Regions from separate parts of the Homo sapiens genome. Here region 1 is linked to region 2. The links are chromatin loops, found by intact Hi-C in ENCODE. Cell type or tissue: ovary. All regions are shown on one strand. Links, peaks and the distances in the headings refer to the core of each region. The heading gives the core; the rest is flanking DNA. Region 1 overlaps NR2C2 (nuclear receptor subfamily 2 group C member 2). Region 2 overlaps NR2C2 (nuclear receptor subfamily 2 group C member 2).

What was found. Hi-C counts contacts between places; a loop is a spot of excess contacts. Peaks named below come from ENCODE experiments on the same cell type or tissue, not always from the same donor. Only the 100,000 strongest peaks of a DNase experiment are listed, where the experiment ranks them.
Region 1: a loop joins it to region 2, with 2.2 times the contacts of the local background. A loop is called at or near these places in 43 of 110 quality-filtered maps.

What each region holds. Positions count from the first base shown.
Region 1 is chr3:15,044,966-15,056,810 of GRCh38, reverse strand. NR2C2 (nuclear receptor subfamily 2 group C member 2) reads right to left here. Exons shown (of 14, transcript NM_001291694.2): 14 at 7,538-11,845. MRPS25 (mitochondrial ribosomal protein S25) reads left to right here. Exons shown (of 4, transcript NM_022497.5): 3 at 3,344-3,431; 4 at 4,178-8,299. The coding sequence ends at 4,370. Among named protein-coding and RNA genes, the nearest start is that of MRPS25, 14 kb to the left of the region's middle. RefSeq lists an enhancer at 6,299-6,378. In ovary, for the core only: no CTCF peak of the experiment used is centred there; a DNase peak (open chromatin) is centred at 5,089.
Region 2 is chr3:14,949,126-14,960,970 of GRCh38, reverse strand. All of the region lies in intron 1 of NR2C2 (nuclear receptor subfamily 2 group C member 2), which reads right to left. Among named protein-coding and RNA genes, the nearest start is that of FGD5-AS1, 6.6 kb to the right of the region's middle. RefSeq lists enhancers at 1,441-1,580, 11,484-11,845. In ovary, for the core only: no CTCF peak of the experiment used is centred there; no DNase peak of the experiment used is centred there; H3K27ac peaks cover 119 bases.

The DNA of each region.
Region 1 (11,845 bases), core at 1,850-9,849, 96 kb before region 2:
GGCTGCTGTAACAATTGACCACAAACTTGGTGGCTTCACACAAATGTATTGTCTTGCAGATCTGTGGGTTAGAAGTCCAGCATGGGCTGGAACCAGTGTCAGCAGAGCCCTCCTTTCTGGAGGCTTGAGGTGAACCCATGTCCTTGCATTTCCTAGACTCTAGGGCCTGTCCACATTTTTTGGCTTGTGGCCTTATTCTACCATCTTCAAAGCCAGCAACCTTGCATATGCGGCTGTCCCTCCATCCTTCCACCTCCCTCTGACCACAGCCTGGTCAGGTGCTGCAGTTGTAAGGACCCATGGGGTTAACCTGGGCCCACTGGATGATCCAGGATCCTCTCCCCAACTCAAGGCCCTTAACTCGAATCACATCTGCAGAGTCCCTTTTGCTGTGTAAGGTTCTGGGGGTTAGGATGTGGACATCTCTGGGGACCATTATTCTGCCCACCAAATTGTCTTTTAAATTTTGGCCATCCCATTGGGTGTATATCTCATTGGAGTTGTAATATGCATTTCCCCCAAGTATCTTTTCCTGTGCTTATTGGCCACTCAGATATTTATTTTGTAAACAGTCTGTTTGAATCTTTTTTTTTTTTGAGACAGAGTCTCGCTCTGTCGCCCAGGCTGGAGTGCAGTGGCGTGATCTCGGCTCACTGCAAGCTCCACCTCCTGGGTTCACGCCATTCTCCTGCCTCAGCCTCCCGAGTAGCTGGGACTACAGGCACCCGCCACACCACGCCTGGCTAATTTTTTGTATTTTTAGTAGAGACGGGGTTTCACGGTGTTAGCCAGGATGGTCTCGATCTCCTGACCTCGTGATCCGCCCGCCTCGGCCTCCCAAAGTGCTGGGATTACAGGCATGAGCCACTGCGTCCGGCCTGAAGCTTTTCCATTAAAAAAAAAAAAAAACGGGCTGCTTTCTTGTCGAGTTCTTTATGTGTTCTGGGTGCATTTCCTTTGTTGGAGATAATGTCTTGTGACTGTTTTCTCTGTGGCCTGCTTTTCATTTTCTTAGTGGTGTCTTTTGAAGAGCAGAAATTTCAATTTTGATTAATTCAGTTTATCATTTAAAAAATTTTTTTTTAAAAGACGGAGTCTCACTGTTGCCGAGGTTGAGTGCAGGTGCTTTCTATCCTAAATTCACTTATTTCCAGTAGTTTTTATTTTCTAGATTCCTTAGGATTTTCTACACGCACTGTAATAATGTCATCTGCAAATAAAGACAGTTATACTTCTTTTCCAATCTTTTGTGTTTTGTCTTAACTCACTGGCTAATGTGGCAGTAATATTTTGCATTTCTACTAGCGACCTATGAGAGTTCCTGTTACTCCGCATCCTCACTAGCACTTGGTATTGTCTGTGCTTTTAAAATTTTAGCCATTTGCATATCTTGTTGTGGTTTAAGTTGCATTTTCCTAGTGACTCATTGAGATCTCATCATTTCGTATGCTTATTATTAGCTCTTTACAAAAATTTAGTTAAATGTTTATTCATTGATGTGGTTTGGGTCTGTGTCCCCACCCAAATCTCATGTTCAGTTATAATTCCCAATATTGAGGTAGGGTGTGATGGGCCTGCTCCATGGGAGTACGAGTCCTAGTCACCGTGGGGGCGGTTTCTCATGAATGGTTTAGCACCATCCGCTTTGGTACTGTGGTCTGTGGTAGTGAGTTCTCTTGCGATCTGGCTGTTTAAAAGTGTGTGGCACCTCCCCCTTCTCTTTCTTGCTCCTGCTTCCACCATGTGAGACTCCTTGCTCCCCCTTTGCCTTCTGCCATGATTGGAAGCTTCCTGAGGCCTCCCCAGAAGCAGAAGCTGCTGTGCTTCCTGTACATCCTGCAGAACTATGAGCCAATTAAGCCTCTTTTCTCTATAAATTACTCAGTCTCAGGTATTTCTTTATAGCAATGTGAGAGAATGAACTAATATATTCAGATATTTTGCCCATTTTATTAGTTGGATTGTCTTATTGAGTTGTGAGTTTTTTATATATTCTGGATATAAGTCCTTTATCAGATATATGCATTATAAATATTTTCTCCCAGACTGTGGGTTATGGTGACTCCTGAACTGTAAAAGTTTTTAATTTTGATTTTTCAATTTATAGAGTTTTTTTTCTTTTATGGATTATGTTTTTTAATGTCATCTCCAAAATATACTTGCCTAGGTAAGGTCATGACAATTTTCTCCTGTGTTCTCCTCTAGAAGTTTTAAGTTTGAGTGCTTACATTTAGGTCTCAAATCCATTTTGAGTTTTAATTTTTTTTTTGAGGTTGAGTCTCGCTCTGTTGCCCAGGCTAGAGTGCAGTAGCACGATCTCAGCTCACTGCAACCTCTGCCTCCAGGGTTCAAGCTGTTCTCCTGCCTCAGCCTCCTGGAGTTTTAATTTTTAAAATTTTAATGTTGTGGGTAAAAGTCTAAATTCACCTATTTAGCATATAGATAGCCAGTTATCCCAGCGCCATTTGTTGAAACGATTATCTTTCTTCATTGAATTATCTTGGTATCTTTGCTGAAAAGCAATTGACCTTACAAATAAGGGTTTATTTCTGGACTCAGTTTTGTTCCATTACAGTGTGTGTCTATTCTTTTTTTTTTTCGAGACAAAGTCTCACACTGTTGCCCAGACTGGAGTGCAGTGGTGCTATCTCCACTCACTGCAACCTCTGCCTCCTGGGTTCAAGCAGTTCTGCCTCCCAGCTAATTTTTTGTATTTTTAGTAGAGATGGGGTTTCACTATGTTGGCCAGGCTGGTCTTGAACTCCTGACCTCATGATCCACCTGCCTCAGCCTCCCAAAGTGCTGGAATTACAGGTTTGAGCCACCGCGCCCGGCCATATTCTTATACTAGTACCACACTGTCTTGATTATAGTAATTTCAATTTATTGTAAATTTGAAATTGGAAAGTAAACGTTCTCCCATTTTCTCGTTTTTTAGAATTGTTTTGGCTCTTTTGGGTCCTTTGCATTTCCATATGAATTTTAGGCTTAATTTCTAAGTTTCTACAGAAACACCGCTTGGGATTTTGATAGGGATTGATTTAATCTGTAGATCAGTCTGGGGAGAATTGCCGTCTTAAGAATATTGGGTCTTTCTATCCATGAACATGGAATGTCTTTCTATTAAAATGGCATGTTTTTTTACATATCTAAAGTTTATGCTTGCTCAGGTCTAAAGAAAAATGGAAAAAGGAAGGGTAGTATTACAGATTATGTAAACAAGTATATCTATTTTATTATTAAAATGTTTCTGCCACTAAAAGCAAGTCCCAAATTACAACTTTTTGAGGCTGAGTGCGCTGTGAGTTCTGTTTCTCTTCTGCCCCGTGCTTTCCGTTTCCAGATTCTGGGGAGCAGGTCCTGGTGGATGTGGAGACCAAGAGCAATAAGGAGATCATGGAGCACATCAGAAAAATCTTGGGGAAGAATGAGTGAGTTGTTTGGTTTGACCTGGAAGGAACAAACTTCTCAGCCCAGAGAATTTGAGGAAGAAAGGGGTGTGTGGGAAGGGTGTTGAGAGGTAAGATTCTCTGACAGTGAACGCCAGACACTAATAAGAGCTGGGGCTGTAGAATCAGTTCTTTCTGATGTTGCTCTTTACCAAATCATTAAACCTCTGTAAGCTTTATCTCCCTTGGCTGTACAGTGTGAGAAGTACCTCTCTCCCTCTTGCGGGGGACGGGAAGCTGAAATGCAGCTGACTTGTGGCCCTGTGCAGCTGCTAACCCATCTCTCCTGGGAATCTCAGCTTGGAGCTAGCAGACATCTAGCCCTAGGGCTCCTGGTGACAGGTCTTTCTTTCCATGAATGAGAGGAGACAGAAAGGGACGGAAGCTGAAAAAGTCTGTCTTTGAGAAACCACACAGAGGCCTTTTCAGGCTCCTTTATCTTGTGATTGCATGTGAGAGCTGTGGGCTCCACCTGTGGCAGCAGATAGGCTGACCGCACTGTGTAGGCTTGCTGCTGTGGTGTGAGGGGACAACAGCAGGCCTTCTTTCAGCGCTCTCCTCAGGGGCCAGCAGGGAGACAGCGATAGGCTTTGACAGTGAGGATCAGGTTAGAAGGCAGGAGATCCAGGTGTCCCTGGTGGATGGTGGGGTTGTCTCGGCTGAGAAACTGCCCTGTGCCTGCCACTCAAAGTTGCCAATGCTTGGTTGCCGTCTGTGCTCTTTGGCAGGGAAACCCTCAGGGAAGAGGAGGAGGAGAAAAAGCAGCTTTCTCACCCAGCCAACTTCGGCCCTCGAAAGTACTGCCTGCGGGAGTGCATCTGTGAAGTGGAAGGGCAGGTGCCCTGCCCCAGCCTGGTGCCATTACCCAAGGAGATGAGGGGGAAGTACAAAGCCGCTCTGAAAGCCGATGCCCAGGACTAAGGCCCACGGTCACTGTGGGCTGGGGTGATGGTGTCTGACCAGTGGGGAGATTGGAATGGGATTACTTTGGCCCAGGGAAGCCCCTGGTTCTGTCCCTGGAGACTCTGGAAATCCTTTTGCATTAAAAGGACTTTACACACCTGTGTAAAAGGATGTGGGAGAGGAGGGTCTGAAGCTGAGCTGCTAAATGAATATCCCTGCTCTGCTGGTCAATAAAACGCTTCCTAATAGCAGCTTGGCGTGTATCTGGTCCTAGTGAAGAGGAAGGCCTGTGTAGCAGAAAGGCTTTGGGCCTGAGAGGTTAAGGCCACAGCCTGTTGACACCTGTTTTGGTCCTGCGACCCTTTACTGGTCTCCGCTGGCTTTGAATCTTCCTCTGGGCTCTACTCTGGAGAACATAAGGGCTGCTGTGGTTGAGTCTGGCTAGCACTGTCTGTGGTTGGCAGTGTGTACACCCCTCCGTTCAGTTCCTTGGGGGTATTTTTCAGAAATCCAAAGGCAACCCTTCGTGCAGTGCTCACTTTTTTAAGTACAGTTGATTACCCTTGCCTGCTGGGGGGCCTAGCCATGGGCCAGAGATGGAGGAGCCCCAGTGGCTGACAGGCCAGCCTCACTCAGGCACGTACCTGCTGACCAGTCAGCCACTGCCAACCCATGGCCCAGCCACTGTGTGCATTAGCAGGGAGGTTTGTAGGCCATGGAGGAAATGAGGAGACACCACCTAGTGGAGACATTGGGGCCCTGCTGGGGGGATGGTGTCTATAGCTGGCTCTGCTGGCTCCCTCAGGCCCTGCTTACCAAGCTCTGGAGGAGGGAGTGCTGCATTACTGAGCACCTTCCTTGTTCTTTCCTCATAGGACACTGATGTTACTGTCACTTTAGTTATGCTAAAGTGGAGGTTTCAGCCTCCAGAAGACAGCAGAGCCTTCTAGGGTCACCTTAAGAATAGGTTTAGCTAGGCTGGGTGTGGTGGCTCATGCCTGTAATCCCAGCACTTTGGGAGGCTGATGTGGGCGGATAGTTGAGCCCAGGAGTTCGAGACCAGCCTGGGCAACATGGCAAGACCTTGTCTCTACAAAAAGTACAAAAATTAGATGGGTGTGGTGTTTCGCGTCTGTAGTCCCAGCTATTTGGGAAGCTGAGGTGGGAGGATCTCGAGCCTGCGAGATCAAGGCTGCAGTGAATCATGATCGTGCGCTACTGCACTCCAGCCTGGGCCACAGAGCAAGACTGTCTCAAGAAAAAAAATTTTTTAAATAAGTTTAATTATAAAGTGAAGGACCAGTTGGACCACGGACCCCTAGAAACTCAGCCAAGGAGACCTGACTTTATCTGAGACAGGAAGGCAGTGGTTAAAAGAATTAAAAAAGGACAGTGGTGCTTGACAGAGCAGGACTGAAGTTTTCATTCCTCTACCTGCTGGGGCCTTGGTCAAGTCCTAAAAGCTTTCCAGGTCTGTAACTGGTTTTGTCTGTAAAATGGGGAAAAGGTTACCTTTTCTGCCACATGAAGTAGCTGGCTGGTGAAATGATGTCATACTACGATGTGTTTCATTAACTGTTGGAGATTATCACATTAAATTGAGCAGATTTGGATCTTTTACATTTGATGCTCAAGTTTGATTCTGTACCAGATCTGGGTTTGGGGTGATGGCTTGTCGGGGGTGGGAGGGGAAGGTGGGCAGAGACTGATGTATAATGGACAGGTGTTCCTTGAGTGACAGACTTACAAAGGGAGTGTTTAATTGAAATCTAGCATCTTGTCTCTCTGCTATCAGCATTTTGGCTGGGTGGAAAAAGCTCTCCTCCACAGAGAGCCCTCCCATGTCTGCTGGTTTCAGTTCCCCACCCAACTGACTGAAGTCTTGACCTTGATACCACCTGCCTGGGCGTTCTACTTGGCTGCAAGGGCTCTTCAGAAAGCACCTAGTTCCTTTTGGCTTTCATCTGCAGTGTAGGTCTCCATAGCTAGTGACACACAAAGCCTTATGAGAGTATTCCTTCCCTCTAGGGCCCAAAGAGGCTGCTAACCAGCAGGAATGTCCTGAACCAAAAGGAGTGGTGACCATTCTCTAGACAGAATAAATGTCTGGTCCCTAATGGGACAGATAACTAGGGTTTGAGTTCAGGCTTGACACAGGAGCAATGGGCAGTGAGGTGGACAGCCCAGACCCTGAAAGGACGTGTGGAGACAGCAGCAGTCCTGTGGTGCAGTTACTGCCTGTGTGGCCAGCTTCACAGGCAGCAGATAATTTGTGGAAATAAACATTATTTTCTTTTTTTGTTCCCTGTAGGCTACTTGATCCTGGATAGTTTCTCTTTAAACCTTTGTCTTTCCCTATTTTGTTTAGTAGTGATGAAAGATGGGTTTAAAATATACAGAAATGGGAGAAAATTAATTAGAGAAAATGTGAGGATTTTATAATTGATAACATGTTCTTAATTTTACTTGCACAAGCAGTGTTCACAGCCTTATTCTGAAGTGACCACTTTTCTTCTCTTTGAGGCACTACCTGGCAGCACCATCTAAACCTGTATCATCTGCTGTGGTCCCAGTTACTCAGGAGGCTGAGGCAGGAGGATCACTTGAGCCCAGGAGGTTGAGGCTGGAGTGAGCCATGACTGTACCACTGCATTCCAGCCTGGGTGACGGAGTGAGGCCCTATCTGCCTGCCAGTGAGTTCTGTCATGCATCAGACTTTGGACCTCAGAATTTTCACCTGGAACATGAGAGGTCAGATGACATAATGAATATGTTCTAACTTCTGAAACTTTTGGAGCTTGTTTTTGCCCTTGATAGCACGTATCCTTAGAGAATAAGCTTGCCAATTTAAGGCCTGTCTGTAATGGCATCTGAATGTTCCAGCAGCCTAACTGTGCTCTGCTCCAGAAACATGTGTGTGGCTTCCCTACCTCCACACCAAGGAGCTGCCTTGCTGGGTGGATGTAAAGACTGTCCTGCCAGGGTTTCCCACTAAAGGTATTAATAAGTCCAGTGGACCACAGAGGGCCCAATCCCTCTTGGCCGCTAAGGCTAAGGTAGGAGCCAGAGAGCTGTAGAGACAGGACCACCAGGATGCTTCATGTCCATAACACAAGAGAGCGCTGCATTGTTTGGGGGCCAGGCATTACTACTATCATGAAGAAAAATGAAGAGCAGGATGCATGTTAGTCTTTAATTCACTTTTAATAGTATAAACCTCATTTAGGTAGTAGTATTAAGCCACAACAATAATGCCACATTGAAACAGCATTTAATAAAATGCATAAAGCTAATTCATGCACTGCAATACTCTATATACAAACACAACAATGCAAATTCTTCTTCAAGACTGAAGACATTGATTAGATATAAAATTCAGTTTAAAAAGAACATGCTATTTTTTAAATGCCATCACATAAACAAAGTGATTTCACAGGGAGAAGAAAGCTGTATAAAGCTGCAGCTTTCAACAGGTTTTAAACCTGGCATTAAAATGTAATGGCAAAACCAATATTTTCTATATTGTGAAGGGCAAAGGTTACAGAAACGGTCCCAAGAAAATCTAACACCCAAATTTTCCTTTGATAGATAGATGCCTTTAAAAGGGCTGGTAATGCAGTTACATTCTAACAGAGAAGTCCAAACTACAGGTAAAAACTACGGCTTGTACTGTGAAAAATGTGCAGCTTTTCAGTTATAAAACTAGTTGAACACTGGTTTACAAGATAATCCGTAGAACAGAGAGACTGTAGAAAAATATTCCAGCACTTGAGTTGTGTGTGGCAGCAGCATTTGAGTCCATGAATGCTATGGTCATTAAAATAATTGATTATACTTTCCTAAAGAAAAGCCATTTTTTAATGCAAAGTCTACTACTTCCAAATGTTATTCCAAACATTAAATTTTAACAGTCTATCAATCAATAAATGTTGAACATTTTTTTTCTATTTTGCATGTATAAATATCAAGACACCAAAATTATTTATAGCTGGGCATTAAAAATATCTGACATTTTTCTCCCCGCAAAGATACTTTTCTTAAGCTCACACTTTAATTATTTGTAGACTGCTGTTAAGCTAAATAGCCCCAAAGGAAACTTTTAATTCATTTAGAGACTGTCAAGTTTCCAATTGCATTTTAACTAGAAAGCCACTTTCAATAGCGTGATTGTCACGACAGGCTATGACGGGGAAAGGTCGCACAATCTTGTGGGATGAGGCCAGTGAAATAGAAGCTTTCTCTACATCAAAAACAGGGAAGCTGAAGGCTAAATGACCCACTGTCTCACAAAAGGCACTGAGTACTATGGTCTCATAAAGTGTTTTTAAAACATTTTGATAACTTATTTTAAAAAGAAAAAGAGGAAACTGTGGATTATGTGAGTTTTTGCAGCAATCTAGTGATTCCTTCCAGCAGGCCCCTGCTTCCCAGGTCTATGAGCAACTACTGCTGGGCCAGGCCCTGGCTCTCAAGGGCCGAGTCTCAGTTTAAGGCCAGATTAAGGGGGAAAATTCGTCCGAGTAGACCTGGACGAGGAAAATTTGGTATCTGTAGCTTTTAAGGGCACACATATCCATATTAAAATGCAATTCTTATCTGAAAATTTAAAATCATAACTTATAGAAAGGAGTTAAAGTCATTTACATGCTTACAGTTAGAGAAGTAACTTGAGATCTGTAGCTTATATGCCGCAGAAGTTAGCCATCAACATCCATGCTTAGTTTTAAAGAATAATACTTGGTAGGTTGTTTATTTTTAACTGGCGATAGAAAGATGGGAATTACTATTTATTCAGTCATAGGACAGTGCCCCACATCTTGCTGACTGAGCACAGCGCAAGCCTGGGAAATTGCTACCATCTTTGGGAGTCAGGCCTCACTGACACAGACCGTTCTGAATCTCTGACCGTGACGCCTGTCTCTGGGCTACTCAACAGAGCTGAATAGCTGGGAAGGCTGATGGCTCAACCCAACTGCCAAGTTCCTTCCAGGTAGGGCCATGAATAGGTGCATGAAAAGGTTAAAAATTCCCACTTAGTTTTGGATATTAAGATAAACTGTCTTCCAGCTTCCTGGCTCTTGTCCGAACCTAGAGAATATACGGAAATGTCACCCTGTCAGAACCTCTTCTGCCTGGAATTCTTCCTTTTGCAGAGTGGAGATTCTGACTTCATGGCCCTTCCCAGGCAGGCTCACCCAAAGGAAAATGGAGTGAAGAAAATCACCAGCAAATCTTCCCTGCCGAGGGACCTTGGAACACCCATATCAGTTTACATTAGCAACTTTATGAAAAACTCTCTTTAAAGGAAAGTTTGGATACATGTCTGTATACATAATATACATCTATGTACACATACACACACTATATACACTGTACATATGGAGAGGATATAAACACATGTACATTCATTCAGTCTTACAGCCTAGAAACCTGTACACGCACAATGCTGCTGAAGGGACCCAGGGCTGGACATACGAAGTGCACGCTGGTGGGAGGCACACAATGAGAAGGTCCAGACCCTGTGTACAAAAGACCCAAACCAACCCTGTCTTGATGAGGGGTTGGCTTTAAAAATTTACATCAAAGTTAAGACATTTTCAAAGAGCCTCATAACTGAGAGAATGGAAGCTGGATAAAGGAAGCACGTGGGGCATCTGCTCTGCTGGCTCAGGCATTCCCAGGGCCCAGTGGGCACCGCCTTCCCTGGGAGAAAAGTGGCTGTCAGATGATGAGACTTCCTATGACCTGGACTAAGAAAAGAGTTAAAATGTTACCTATGACCCCATTGCACATAAAGTCATTTACACTGGAAAGTGGGCAACAAGCTTCTGGACTCCAATGAGATCAGGTCCCAGAACATGGATGTACACATGTGGCATGAACTGCTGATTGCGGCCAGGGGCTGGAAGCCCTGCAGAGGGCGGGCTGTGAGCAAGAGTGCTCTGCAGGAAATGTCCTCAAAGGACTATGAAAGTAAAAGCACTAGAAACAGCTAGAGTCCTTAGAATTTTTTGCTCCTTGCCGTAACTATCCCCCAAACAAGTAAGACAGCTAATAAGTATGTGTGTAGCGTGGATATTGCCTTGAGATTAAGGAGCCTAACGCATCCACTGTTAACACCATGGCTGGTGTCCTAACTGCCTCAGAAGAGTCCACATTCAATACTGACAATGACAAGCTAAAAATCAGTCCCTCTTGAGGGCAATTACACATCTTAGAAGTGACTACACCTGAAATTAAATATAAAGCCCAGAACAGCAAAAGAACCTCAAACCACAGCCTTATGGCAAGGGTTAGACAATAAATGTAACTCCTCAGGACACAGAAATGTCAAATTAGGAGAGTATGGTAGGTAACACACTTCCTTAAAAACACCTTCCAGGAGTAACTTGAAAAGTATTACTTGCTCAACTAATTTGGTCTTTCAAAAAATCTCTTCCTGTCCTGTTTTATGCTAATGTGTAATGATCTCCACCATTTTCAACATCTATCTGTCTTAACCCAACATTATCTGAGATACTTCTGGAAAAGAGCTCACTTAACTGATGACAGCATGTGTCTGTCCCACCTCTCTGAGCCAGCTGCCTCTCCTCATTGAGGGAGGAGCAGCCAGGCCAGTAGAAGAGGGAGCATGAACGTGGCTCCATGGAGTTCAGTAGCCAGAGGACAGGTCTCACTTCATGAAACCCAAAGTTTCACAAACTGCTAATAAGGGCTATAAGCCCTGTGAAAGTTGGAGCCCAAATATTTGGTTTGCATCTCTTTAAGTAATTCTTGACTTTGGGCTGACTTTACTTAACCAACCTGACAGGAGATGAAATGGACCTGCAGTCAGAGGCTTGAAATGAGTTAAAGCAGCAAGAATACAGGTTACGTGGACATGATCCTTAAAGAAAAGGCCACTTCAAAGTAAGGCCAAGAGGATCTCAGAAACCAACCAAGAGGTGTTCAAAGCCCAAAACAGTCCCTGGAATCAGCCATCACCAGCAAGGGGACTTAAAGAGCAGGACCAGGTTAGAATCAGCACCTTTCCAAGCAAAATCACGTTTTCTGCAAGGTTGTTTCACCACAGCCCAACACTTCCTTATCCAGCCTGAGTCTAAGCAGCCTACTGGCTGCCACTGAATGACCTGGGAATGAGAGGAGGGGCTGGTGGAGACCTTTTCACCAACACCAAGAACTGGGATCTGAAAGCTGTTATGCTTGTATTCCCAGGGAACTGCAACATGGCCCTCATGGTCACTCTCAAGGATCAAAACGACGGAAGGCAGGCAACAATCTGTGTTAGAGGCACCACTGAGCTGCAGGATGCCTGCTACTAAAAGCCTTCACAAGCAGAAATGAAACAAACCTGCCCTAATTCCATTGTCTCAGCTGGTTTTTTGTCTTAATTTTGAAACTGAAAACACATCAGGGTTAGAAAAGTAAAAATTACTTTAAGCTGGCAAAATTAAATCCTTTCCATCATTTTATAATGGCCACTCCCACTACTC
Region 2 (11,845 bases), core at 2,125-10,124:
CTACAAGAAAAAAACACAAAGATACCTTTTGGTCTTTTTTTCTTGCTATAGTTTGGTTACAACTAATGGAGATGGAAGGAAAAGGCGTCTTTAAGTCTACCAGAAAAGTCAACTGACTTGTTAAAAATACAAGTATTGCATGTAAAAGTCTAGAGTCTGATTCTTCCTCAAAACAGAAAATAAGAATTTTTAAAGAAATGGATAGCCAATAGGTACTGTACATTAAAAAATAAATCTAAACATGTGGCTGCAACTAATAATTTTTATCACTTTTAGATGTCAACAGAATTTCTCCTCTGTTATTAACTATAGTTCAATGTAAGAAATATGTGAATTTGAATTATTACAGGAATATTGTTAGGAAAATATTATTGAATAGTATAGAAACAGAGTACTAGAAAGGTGTATCTTTCTATTGGGTTCCCTAAAAGAGGTGGCTTGATACATCAAATTATGAGTAAAAGTGGATTTTATAGATGACAATCTGATTTAATAGAGGCCTAGTACAGAATTATTTCTGTAATAATTCACTTTAAATTTGCAGGATCAATCAACTTCAGGTAGGGCTGGGGATCCCAAGATAAATCTAACAACAGGTGACTACAGATATGAAGTCACAGAGAAGCAGCAGTAAATCTGTTTAAGTTTAGAAAAGCTAAGTATTCTGGACATTAATTTTTTGTTGATAAGTTATAAATATCTTCACCCACTCTGTGGTTCATCTGTTTACTTTCTTTAAGGTGTCTTTTGATGAACAGAAGTCCTTAAATTTAATAAGGCTAAATTTATCCCTATTTTCTTTTACAGTTTGTACTTTCATTTATGAAAATCCTGTCCTATCCCAGGAATGTAACTGTAAATATTTTCTTAGAAATGTTCCAGTTTTCCCCTCATATGTAACTCCTCAATCCATCTGCAAATTGATTCTTGAATCTGATGAGAAGTAAGGATCCAACTAATTTTTTTCCCATGTAGATAATCCATTTACCATTTTCTATTCAAGAAATAGTTCTGGAAAATGGATTATCTATATGGGGAAAATCTATCCTTTTCCCCACTGATCTGAAATGCCATCTCTGCCATATCTGTTTTTCCTATATATGTGGATATAACTGTAGGTTCTCTATTCTATTCCACTAAGTTCTCTGTGTCTTTCTCTTGGTCACCACCACTATCTTTTTACTGCAGTGTTAGCGTAAGTCTTGCTCTCTGATAGGACAAGTGCCCCCCACCTTGTTCTCCCACACCAACTTCCTGGATCATCTTAAACGCCTCTCTTTATACACTTGAATTGAGCAGCAACCTTTCTTTATACACTTGAATTCTTACAATTCTTGATCTCACTGTTGGTTTTCTGCCTTCAAAGCAGCATCAGGCATCATCAACAGCAGCTTTGGAAGCTGCTTAAAAATGAACAAGGAGGAATGTGCACCTTCTGGAAAAACAAGCAGAGACAAAAAAATGAGACTAAGAGTGAGAGAGAAATTGAAAGAGAAACTATGTTAAAGCAAGTGCTTTCAATAAAGACTTAAATCCAGTCAGAGGAGGAGAGAAGTAGTTTCAAAAAATATTTTCTATTACTTTTGAAAATAAGTCACAAACCATATAGCCTATTCTCATATAAAAAAGGAAGACAAAGGCTTTTTCTTCCAGGATATCACAATGTAAGAAGTAAAACAGAATCTTCAAGTAATGTAAGGAAGTGGGGCAGCGTGGACATTTAACCAAAATGCACCCAGACAAAAAAGGTAACATCAGGGTATAAGACTCTCACCTGAGAGCTTCTCTCACTGCTACCGCAGCCATAGGCGGTCCTAGAGACAGAAAGATCACACAGTGAGAAGGTCATACATCTTTGAAAAAGTACCACCAGAAAATGGTTATCAATTAGGAGATGTCCCACTAGAATAAGAGGCTCCAAGGAACAGTGGGTTGTGTCTAGATGTAGTTTGAAAAACTATCTTCACTAGCACAATTTTATATATATATATTTTTTGAGACGGAGTCTTGCTCTGTCGCCAGGCTGGAGTGCAGTGGCACGATCTCGGCTCACTGCAACCTCCGACTCCCTGGTTCAAGCGATTCTCCTGCCTCAGCCTCCCCAGTAGCTGGGATTACAGGCATGCGCCACCATGCCCAGCTAATTTTTGTATTTTTAGTAGAGACGGGGTTTCACCATGTTGGCCAGGATGGTCTGGATCTCCTGACCTCGAGATCTGCCTGCCTCAGCCTTCCAAAGTGCTGGGATTACAGGCATTAGCCGCAGCACCCAACCAATCTGGAACAACAACAACAAAAAAATCCTATTGTTTTGATACTACAAAGTATAGAAAAGAAATAAAGCTTTTAAAAACAACCTTCTTGGCTGGTGGAGCCAAGCATAACACTAATAGCAGCAACTAACACTAAGTGGTTACTATACACAAGGCATTATATTAACAACCACTGTGGACAGAACACTAAACTCGCTCTTGGTACAGAAACCTGAGTCCTAAAGGCTAGTACTTCACCCATTCAGCTTGTTAACCTTCAAAGATTGCCCCCCACCCCCACAATAATGTTTAGGGGAAAGAACCTGATTAGCTGCCAAAAGAAGTATAATACTGAGTACCTTAAGTTAAAAAAAAAAAGTGCTACAGAAGATCTTCCTCTGGTGATTTTACTAATCAAGTCCAACCACCTCCATCAGTTCTTATTAAGTAACTGCTATGAACTAGGCAATGAACTGACTGCTGAGAATTAACAACAACAAGGAGGAGAAAGAGGAGAATAAACAGTCCTTGTCCTTGATGAACTTATGAAGGAAACTGAAGTATCTATGCAAAGCAAATGCTATGAGTGTCCCAGGGGAAGACACATTGCTCTCTGCCTGTGAGAACCAATGAAAACGTTACAGGAGAGGAATTATTTAAACTAGGTCTTGAAGGAAGAATGGAAATGTAGCAAGGAAAGACAGATGGATGACAAGAGAGTTCTAAGCAGAGAGGACAGCTCATACAAAACTGGCAGGTATGAGGAAGAGTGGCATATTTGAGGAATGGCAATGTGGTGTGGAATTATTACAGAGACCAGGGAAGGAGAGAGGCTGACACTGTAGACAACAGAGAATTATCAGGAGTTTGGCAGAAAAATGATGCACTCAAATCTGGATCTTAAAAAAAAAAATTTAGACTGCAGTGTGGAAATGATAGAAAAGACAGAGACTGTAGATGGGAGGCCAGTTAGGAAGTGGTAGCAATAGTAAAGTCTAGAGATGAAGGCAGATTCTTAAAGTAGTGTGTTTTTCCTCGATAGCACACAAATGACAACAGGGCACAGTATATAAAAACTATTTCATATCCAGCCTGGGCAACATCGTGAGACCTTATCTCTAAAAAAATAAAAAATTGTAATACAGACCATAGAATGATAGTAGTAAATCATACTTGGTTGGCCTTATGTGACAGGTTTTATAAGAAATTCTTTCAAATCCAAGTGGATCAATATCACCCCACCAACAACAAAGAAGCAGAGAACAGAACAATGACTTTGAATTAGCTCTTCCAGGCTCACAAAGTGATAGCTAACTAAACCTTGCAACCAGAGTTTCTTTAGTGAAGTAGGGCACAGACTTCACTGCAGTGAAAAGCTGGGCTCTGGAAACACCTGAATCTCCAGTTTCAGATAACAATGAACAAGTCCTGGGACAAGGAGACGCTGCCTTCATTAATAGGAATGAGTGAGGCTGCCTTTCCCTCCACAATCAACTGATTCAAATCATCCATATTTATGTGTTACATGGCTTATAAATATAACATGCAAAGTATCTACTGTCTTGGTATTTCCTTAGCTAAACAACTATATTGGGTTCTGAGGCTCAGGCACTAAGCTCATCTCTCAGATACTGACCATATGAGGTTATAGTGAAGATTTGATCTTAAATGTGTATACGTTGTGCTTGGGACATAGAAATGCAACACATGGTAGCTATCATTGGTGAAAGGTGATGGTGCCACTTTTGCTTTCTCAAAGAAATCTGAAAGTAACTCAAACTGTAAAATGTGTATTATGATTAGGAATAGGTCTGATTTTCACATAAGGCTCACATGAAATTTAACTATATACACATGGAAGTAGTGTAAACACACACACAGCCGGGGCGGTGGCTCATGCCTGTAATCCCAGCACTCTGGGAGGCCAAGGCAGGCGGATCACCTGAGGTCAGGAGTTCGAGACCAGCCTGACCAACATGGAGAAACCCTATCTCTACTAAAAATACAAAATCAGCCAGGCATGGTGGCATATGCCTGTAATTCCAGCTGTTTGAGGCTGAGGCAGGAGAATGGCTTGAACCTAGGAGGCAGAGGTTGCAGTGAGCTGAGATTGAGCCACTGCACTCCAGCCTGGGCAACAAAAGTAAAACTCTTGTCTCAAAAAATAAATAAATAATAAAAAAACAAACACCCACACAAAGCATTTGTAATTCGCCCTGTTAAACTGTACAACTGGGCAAAACAATGGGGCTAAATTAGGACAAAATCTTACAAATATTTAAAAATAAACCAATACCTAATAACTACTTGCAAAATACTACTGGGCATAGAACTCTTGATAGGTACAAGGCATTCAGTATAAGTCTAATTATTCTGATTGTTAGAAGTCTGTTCATATTCATGGGAAAATTAAAATGGAAGGATTTAGATAGCCTGAGAGAGGATAAAAAATAAGAAATACATAGCTTGAAACTTGCAATCATAGATCAAGACTTGAAAGTAGAAAATGAAATTCAAGTGGCAGGTTTAGTGTAATACAAATGTTCATCAACAGAAAAGATACTCACTGGGATGCCTCTAAGGTTAAGTTTAGGTATACTTCCTGTCAATGGAAAGCCAATTATTTATTTAGACTCCAAGTTTACTTAGCTTTAGGGTCAGGTAATTTCCTTTCCATTGTGACCCTCCATAGGAAAGTTGTTTCTTCCATATTCAAAGCAACTGTAAAAAAGTGCAGCAATGATATGTATATGGTAGAAGTAGCAAGGCTGGGTGAGTGACTAGTAGGGAAGAGAAGTGGCTTTCACATAAATGAAGTTCTTACATATTTATAGTATCAGAGCAGTTCTACAATTTTCTGTGTTGACACCTCCCCTAAAAAAGTCACTACATACTGTGGATGATTTTTTCTTATCCTACCAAGAGCCCAAGTGTAAGGGTGATGTGGACTTTCTTCATATCTATCAGTAAGAGCCAGGGTAGATGGATGGAAGGAAAGCAGGATAAATTCTCTTGACATCCACAATGTGCTTTAAATCAAACTAGGCATGATTTAATCCTTAGCATACCTTCTGAGTATGTAATATTAGCTCACCAATGAAGATGGAAAAAACTGAGACTCAGCACTTGTAACTCGTTTCAAATCATCCAGCTACTAAGCGATGGAGCTAGGATTCCAACTGAGGCCTCTTTGACTCTAAAATCGCAACATTCCCTCTAGATCACAGTGCCCTTCAAAATAATTTCCCAGAAAAAAGGAAGTCAAGGAGAGAATGAAAAAAAAAAGTGACAGGAAAGAATTATCTAAGGGAACAAAAATTGCTTACATCAATAAGCTAGATCATTTAATAACTGATATACACAACCACTAAGTCGTAATATGTGACTTATGTTTCAGTATTGCTAACAGAAATTTCTGAGGCTGCTCCACCCAGGTAGTACCATGGCAGTTCTTTTAGAACTTTGAACACATTCTTCCCTTAAAACTTAACCTACACAATAATCACATTAATTAAAATAGTGAGAACAATTTTACTAAGTAAAACTTTTTACTTAACTACAACACGCAGATACAAAAGGGCACAAACCAGCCAGGCTCGGTGGCTCCTGCCTGTAATCCTAGCACTTTAGGAGGCCGGGATGGCTGGACTGCCTGAGCTCAGGAGTTCAAGACCAGCCTGGGCAACATGGTGAAAACCTGTCTCTACTAAAATACAAAAAATTAGCTGGGCATGGTGGCACACGCCTGTAGTCCCAGCTACTCGGGAGGCTGTGGCACGAGAATCCTTTGAACCTGGGAGGCGGAGATTGCAGTGAACCAAGATCGTACCACTGCACTCCGGCCTGGGCGGCAGAGGGAGACTCCATCTCAAAAAACAAAAAAAGGCACAAATCGTAAATGAACAGTTTGATGAATTTTCACTAACTGAACACACAGAACACACATGTAAATGCCACTCAGATCAGAAAACAAGACATTACCAATACCCCCAAAAGTCCCTCTCACACCCCTTCCCATAGTCAATAACTTCTCTTCCCTCTCCTGACTTTTATACTACTGGCATTACTTTATAATATTATTGCACTGTTTATAATACACTTTTTGGTATGTCTGGCTTCTTTTGCCCAACATTATTTTTGTAATAACCATGAGAAGTGAATCCATTTTCACTGTCGTACAGTATTCTAATGTACGACTATGCCCAATTTATTTCTCCATTCTATAGCTGATGAACACTTAGATTGTTTCTAGTTTGGAGTCCTTATGATTAGTGCTCCTATGAACATTTTCACACATGCCTTTTGATGTACTGCTTTCTTTTCTTCGTTTGAAAATTTTACTATTTTTAAAAATTAACTGTTTTACTTTTATCTATTTTTAATTTTTATTCTCGAGAAAGTACATTGTTTATTTCTTTAGAAAAGACATATTATAAATTTATTTTATTTTTAAAAATCTGTATTATATTAAATAAGTCAACAACACAGTCTAATTATTAGCCTTTCCAGTTAAAAGCTGATATATACTTTGTGACATCTGCTTTTAGTCTTGGTAAAGCAATCAATTAAAAAATGATTTTTCAATTCCAGGGTTAGTCATCTTATCAACCTAATAAAAAGATGCATCATTACAGACACCATAGTGGTGGGACAGGGGACAAGAACGAGTGTGGTACAAATGACATATCCAAAATGTTCTAGAAATAATACCTAATCAGATTCACTATACAACAAATACACTGGGGGAAATGCAGCATGAAGCCCGCTAGTATTGTGTAACTTCTCAAGAGCCATCCAGCCTCAGTTGTTTTTTTTTTTTTTTTTGAGATGAAGTCTCGCACTGTCGCCCAGGCTGGAGTGCAGTGGCGTGATCTTGGTTCACTGCAGCCTCCACCTCCCGGGTTCAAGTGATTCTCCTGCCTCAGCCTCCCGAGTAGCTGGGATTACAGGCGCCTGCCACCACGCCCAGCTAATTTTTTGTATTGTTAGTAGAGATGGGGTTTCACTATGTTGGCCAGGCTGGTCTTGAACTCCTGACCTCATGATCCGCCTGCCTTGGCCTCCCAAAGTGCTGGGATTACAGGGGTGAGCCACCACGCCTGGCCATACGTGAATCTTTCTTTTTAAGGAACATGGGTGGGCAGTCAGGTAGGAAACTTTTTCCCCTGCATAGCTTTTATCAACATATGAACAACAAAGGTAAATAAAGCAGCTCCCTGTAAAACCAGGAAGCCTTCAGGCTTGAGTCTAGCCCTACCAGCCTCTCATTTCTCTTCACTTTTCAGCAGCAGTCACCCCATTTTCCAGGCCCCAAGACCTTTTCTCACACCTCTCACTAACGCAAACAGGGGGGAAATATTCTTTTACACTTGGGCACTTGGAATGAAATTCCTCTCCATCTACATGTTAACATTTCAGGGATTAGAATCTTTGAGGTAACTGTTAATAATTATGGAATAGAAAGTTTCACCTCCTATTAAAGGACTTCAGGCCTCTTATTACAGTGAAGGAGGTACTTTTTATTGCCCCTAAAAAATCACACTTGCCTCTGAGGCTGACTTTCATCATTACAGGCCAACTGGAGTCCAAGGGTAACACAGAAAAAACAGTTAAGTGTCTGAGCTAGCCTATTCCCTTTCTGTCCTTAACAATTCACCTCCCATCCTTCTATTCTAAGACTTCCAGGTACCAGGGGTCTGCATCTGCATTTATTGTACCTTTAACAAATGCCTACGCCAATGCCCTGATCTGGCTTTCATCCCTCTAGTCATTCCCACTCCTCATCATTGTTGAGCTGTGCTAGTTGAGCTGTTGTTCTTGGGCAGTTCTTCCTTTTGGTATAGAGCTCCTGCTGCTTTACTCTCTAGCACTCAGGACCTGAAGTGAGCAAGGGGAGTAGGACTGCTACCTCGGGTAGCAATAGTGGGATATGGGGAAAGAGTGGCAGGATGGGAGAGAATGACAGAGAATCTCAGCCTCTGGCATATTAAGTTGAAGGCAAGCAAACCTCCAACGAATAAGGAAGAACATATCTTTTACAATGTGTAACAGGAGCACAAATGTATCCATTAAGTTAAAGATGATGATCACACAGGGAAGAAAAAAGGCATCATTTAAGGCCCTCATAATTAGCAATAAAGTAAAAAGAGGTAAACGAAAATCTAGCAGGGGATCCTTACATCAAGGCTGGACTTGGGGTCTAGACCACTTCCAATTCTGAGATTCTAAGATTCCTTCACGGACTCCCCCCGTGTGGTATTTTTTAAGATGATACTTGTACAGGAGATGGTTTGGGACTAAAGGAGCGTATGGCTTATAGGTAAGAGAACTCAACAATAAAAATCCCAACGGAGGGCCCTCGATATGTGGAGACACTCAGGCAGCTAGACACAGACCAGTGGCTCAGTGCCACGGCTGAAGACAGGGCTGCTCCACAAAGACTCACCTCCCTTGTTCTCAAAGTCATTCAGACAACAAGTATCCGCTATCCCTGGCCCCAATCTCAATGCTGGCTCCCACCTCCCTGTTTGACAAATGGGGAATTATAAGCCTCAGAGAGGCTACCAACTCCAGGTTCTGAAGCCAGGCCTTTCTGCCTTCATAGCCCAAGCTCTGTCACTGCACTGCCCTTGCCATGTTACTCCTTGGAGACAGATGCTAAAAACTTCCCAGTTGCTGGGCGCAGTGGCTCACACCTGTAATCCCAGCACTTTGGGAGGCCGAGGCAGGCGGATCACGAGGTCAGGAGTTTGAGACCATCCTGGCTAACATGGTGAAACACCGTCTCTACTAAAAATCCAAAAATTAGCCAGGCGTGGTGGCGGGCACCTGTAGTCCCAGCCACTGGGGAGGCGGAGGCAGAAGAATGGCGTGAACCCAGGAGGCAGAGCTTGCAGTGAGCCGAGATCGCACCACTGCACTCCAGCCTGGGTGACAGAGCGAGACTCCCAAAAACAAAAAAAAACACACAAAAAAAACTTCCAGCCATCCTCATAAAGTGAGGAGGTTGTTACGCACAGGGATTTTCTATAAAAGAATGATCACGAAACAAAACTTAAAAGTCACTGTGAATACAACTACTGAAAGCAATAAATAACTTAACGATGTAAGACAACATATAGCTGTTTTACTAAACTAGCAGTTCTTTGGTTACCCTGAGTAATTAGCTTAAGGAATTGAACAAGTGATACCAAAAATCTTTGAGCAAGACAGAAAAAAAAACCCAAAAATAAACAGTTAAACTATTATTATTTTTAAAATACCATAACAATATCTTATTTTAAAAGTTTTACAATATAAAATAAGTTAATACAAATGTTTTATTTACCACACTTTCGAGTAGAAACTTGATGTATACTTAACAAAATTTGCTTTTAACCTTGGTAAAGCAATTAAAAGGTGATTTTCAATAATTTCATTAAATGAATCAATTTATCTTTAGAAAGATAAATATCCCGAATTAATGGCTACAGAGACTTTCAACTCCCAATTCCCTGTGAACCCACTGGAGGCTTGTTCCTTCTCTCCAATCCCCTGTGATGGTGAGACAAAAATCAGAATATTTGATTTCAAGAAAATCATGGTAGCTTAGTGCTTCGTTTCTTCAGCTAAAGTAAATAACATAAGTTATGTTTGGGCTATTTATTTCTTCACATATGAACTTATTAACTTTCATGCACTTAAACTTGTAATTCAATCATAAAAAAATGAGTGGGAAAAACTATTGAAATGGGTCATTTTATCCATATTTATGTCTCCAGAAAGTGGCATATCTGTCAGAAATCACTTGCTAAATTCAACCAAATACCGTAACAGGCTTATTATTGCTGGCAGTGCTATCTGAATTGCCAAAGAGGCTCACACAAAAGGTATCCATCAATGTACAGCAACTTAGTTATCAGTGACATCATAAATTATCAACAATTCATTCAACAAATAGTGCCAGGCACTCTTCTAAGTGCTGGATAAGTAATGGTAAACAAAATGTATTCCTGCTCTCACAGCTTACAGTGTGGTAAGGACAGACATTAATCAAATAATCACATAATAGAGTGTGTAATTATAAAGTGAGATAAAGATTATAAAGAAAAGAATAAAAAGAATCTGATTTAGACTGGCAATGGGAATTAGGACTTCCCTGAAGAAGTGATGCTTGAGCCAATATCTGAGGTAGGGTGGGGGTGGGGGGTAAGCTTACACTGTAAGCTACACTGGTCAAGGAAGTTGAAGGTAGGCCAGTGTGTCTAGAGCACAGGAAGCTAGGGGTACCACAGATAAGAAAATAATGAAAAGCCTTGGAAAGGTTTTTAAACATGGAACAGGAAGCCTCTGCCATTACGTGGGTTCTAGTGGCGCCTGAACAACATACTGCCTGTAAGAGAGTTCTGTAAATCATAAAGCACCCTATACTTTGGTTAGTACTATTTAGTTCCATTATTTTGTTTTCCAAACTTTTGTCCTGGATGCCATGTAACTAGCTGCAAGCACAGAGCCAAAACTAGAATCTCGGTGTTCGAATCTATTGTTTTTGCCCCTACACCACACTGCATAAAAATTTCATTATTTATATCACTTAATTAGTCCAATGTCTATACCAGTAGTTCATAATGACAACAATAACTCTATTTACACAGTATTTGCTACATGTCAGGCACTTTTCTAAGCTCTATTATTTACATTAACTCATCTAATCTTCAGTTCAGGAAGGAAGGCTCTATTATTGTCCAGATGAGGACAGTGAGGCTAGGAAAGGTAGCTTACACAAAATCACACTGCTAGTAAAAGTTGGGGAGTTGCTAACCACAACACTAAAACATTTTATGTCTGTGTATGTATGTGTATAAATATCTCTATCTCGAGAGAGAGAAAGAGAGAACTCACACACAGAGAATTATATTCAACTCCAGCCTGGGCGACAGAGTGAGACCTTGGTCTCAAAAAATAAATAAATAAATAAATAAATCATATTCACATGTTTGAGGACCAGTGTCTTACTTTTTTGTATTCCCAGCCTAGCACATAGTGCCTGGAGTATTCGTAGCACTCAGGAAATACTTGATGAACTGAAAATGTATATAAGAGGCTGACGAAGGATTTGAATCTGGAAGTAAAGTGAGTTTCTGAGGCCCTCCTCCCAAGTCATGTATTCATCAGTAATTCATATGAAGGCTGTATTTTCCTCGACTTTCTTATTACATTGAAGATTTGTTCCTCACTACCGTTGCTATATTTCACAGCCTTTGGCTTGGAAACAAAGTGGGATAATGGACAATTACTAGTTCCAACCAACTCTCCAGCCACAAGCAGCCAGTTCTCGATCACATCAAATGCTCTTCCTCCAGGGCCGTTACACGGGATGTCCTGTCTGGAATGCCATTCCTCCCTTGGGTTCCTCTGTTCAAACATCACTTACTCAGAGAGGCCACCCTGACCATTCCATCTAAATTAACGCCTCAGGTCTTCTTCAGCAGGTCATTTGGCTTCTTTTCTTTCACAGAACTTATGACTCTCTGGAATTATTTGTCTATTCACCCCCCAGCCCCCAACTCTAGTGAGGGCAGGGGTCTTGTACAGCTGGTTCTCCAGATGTGTCC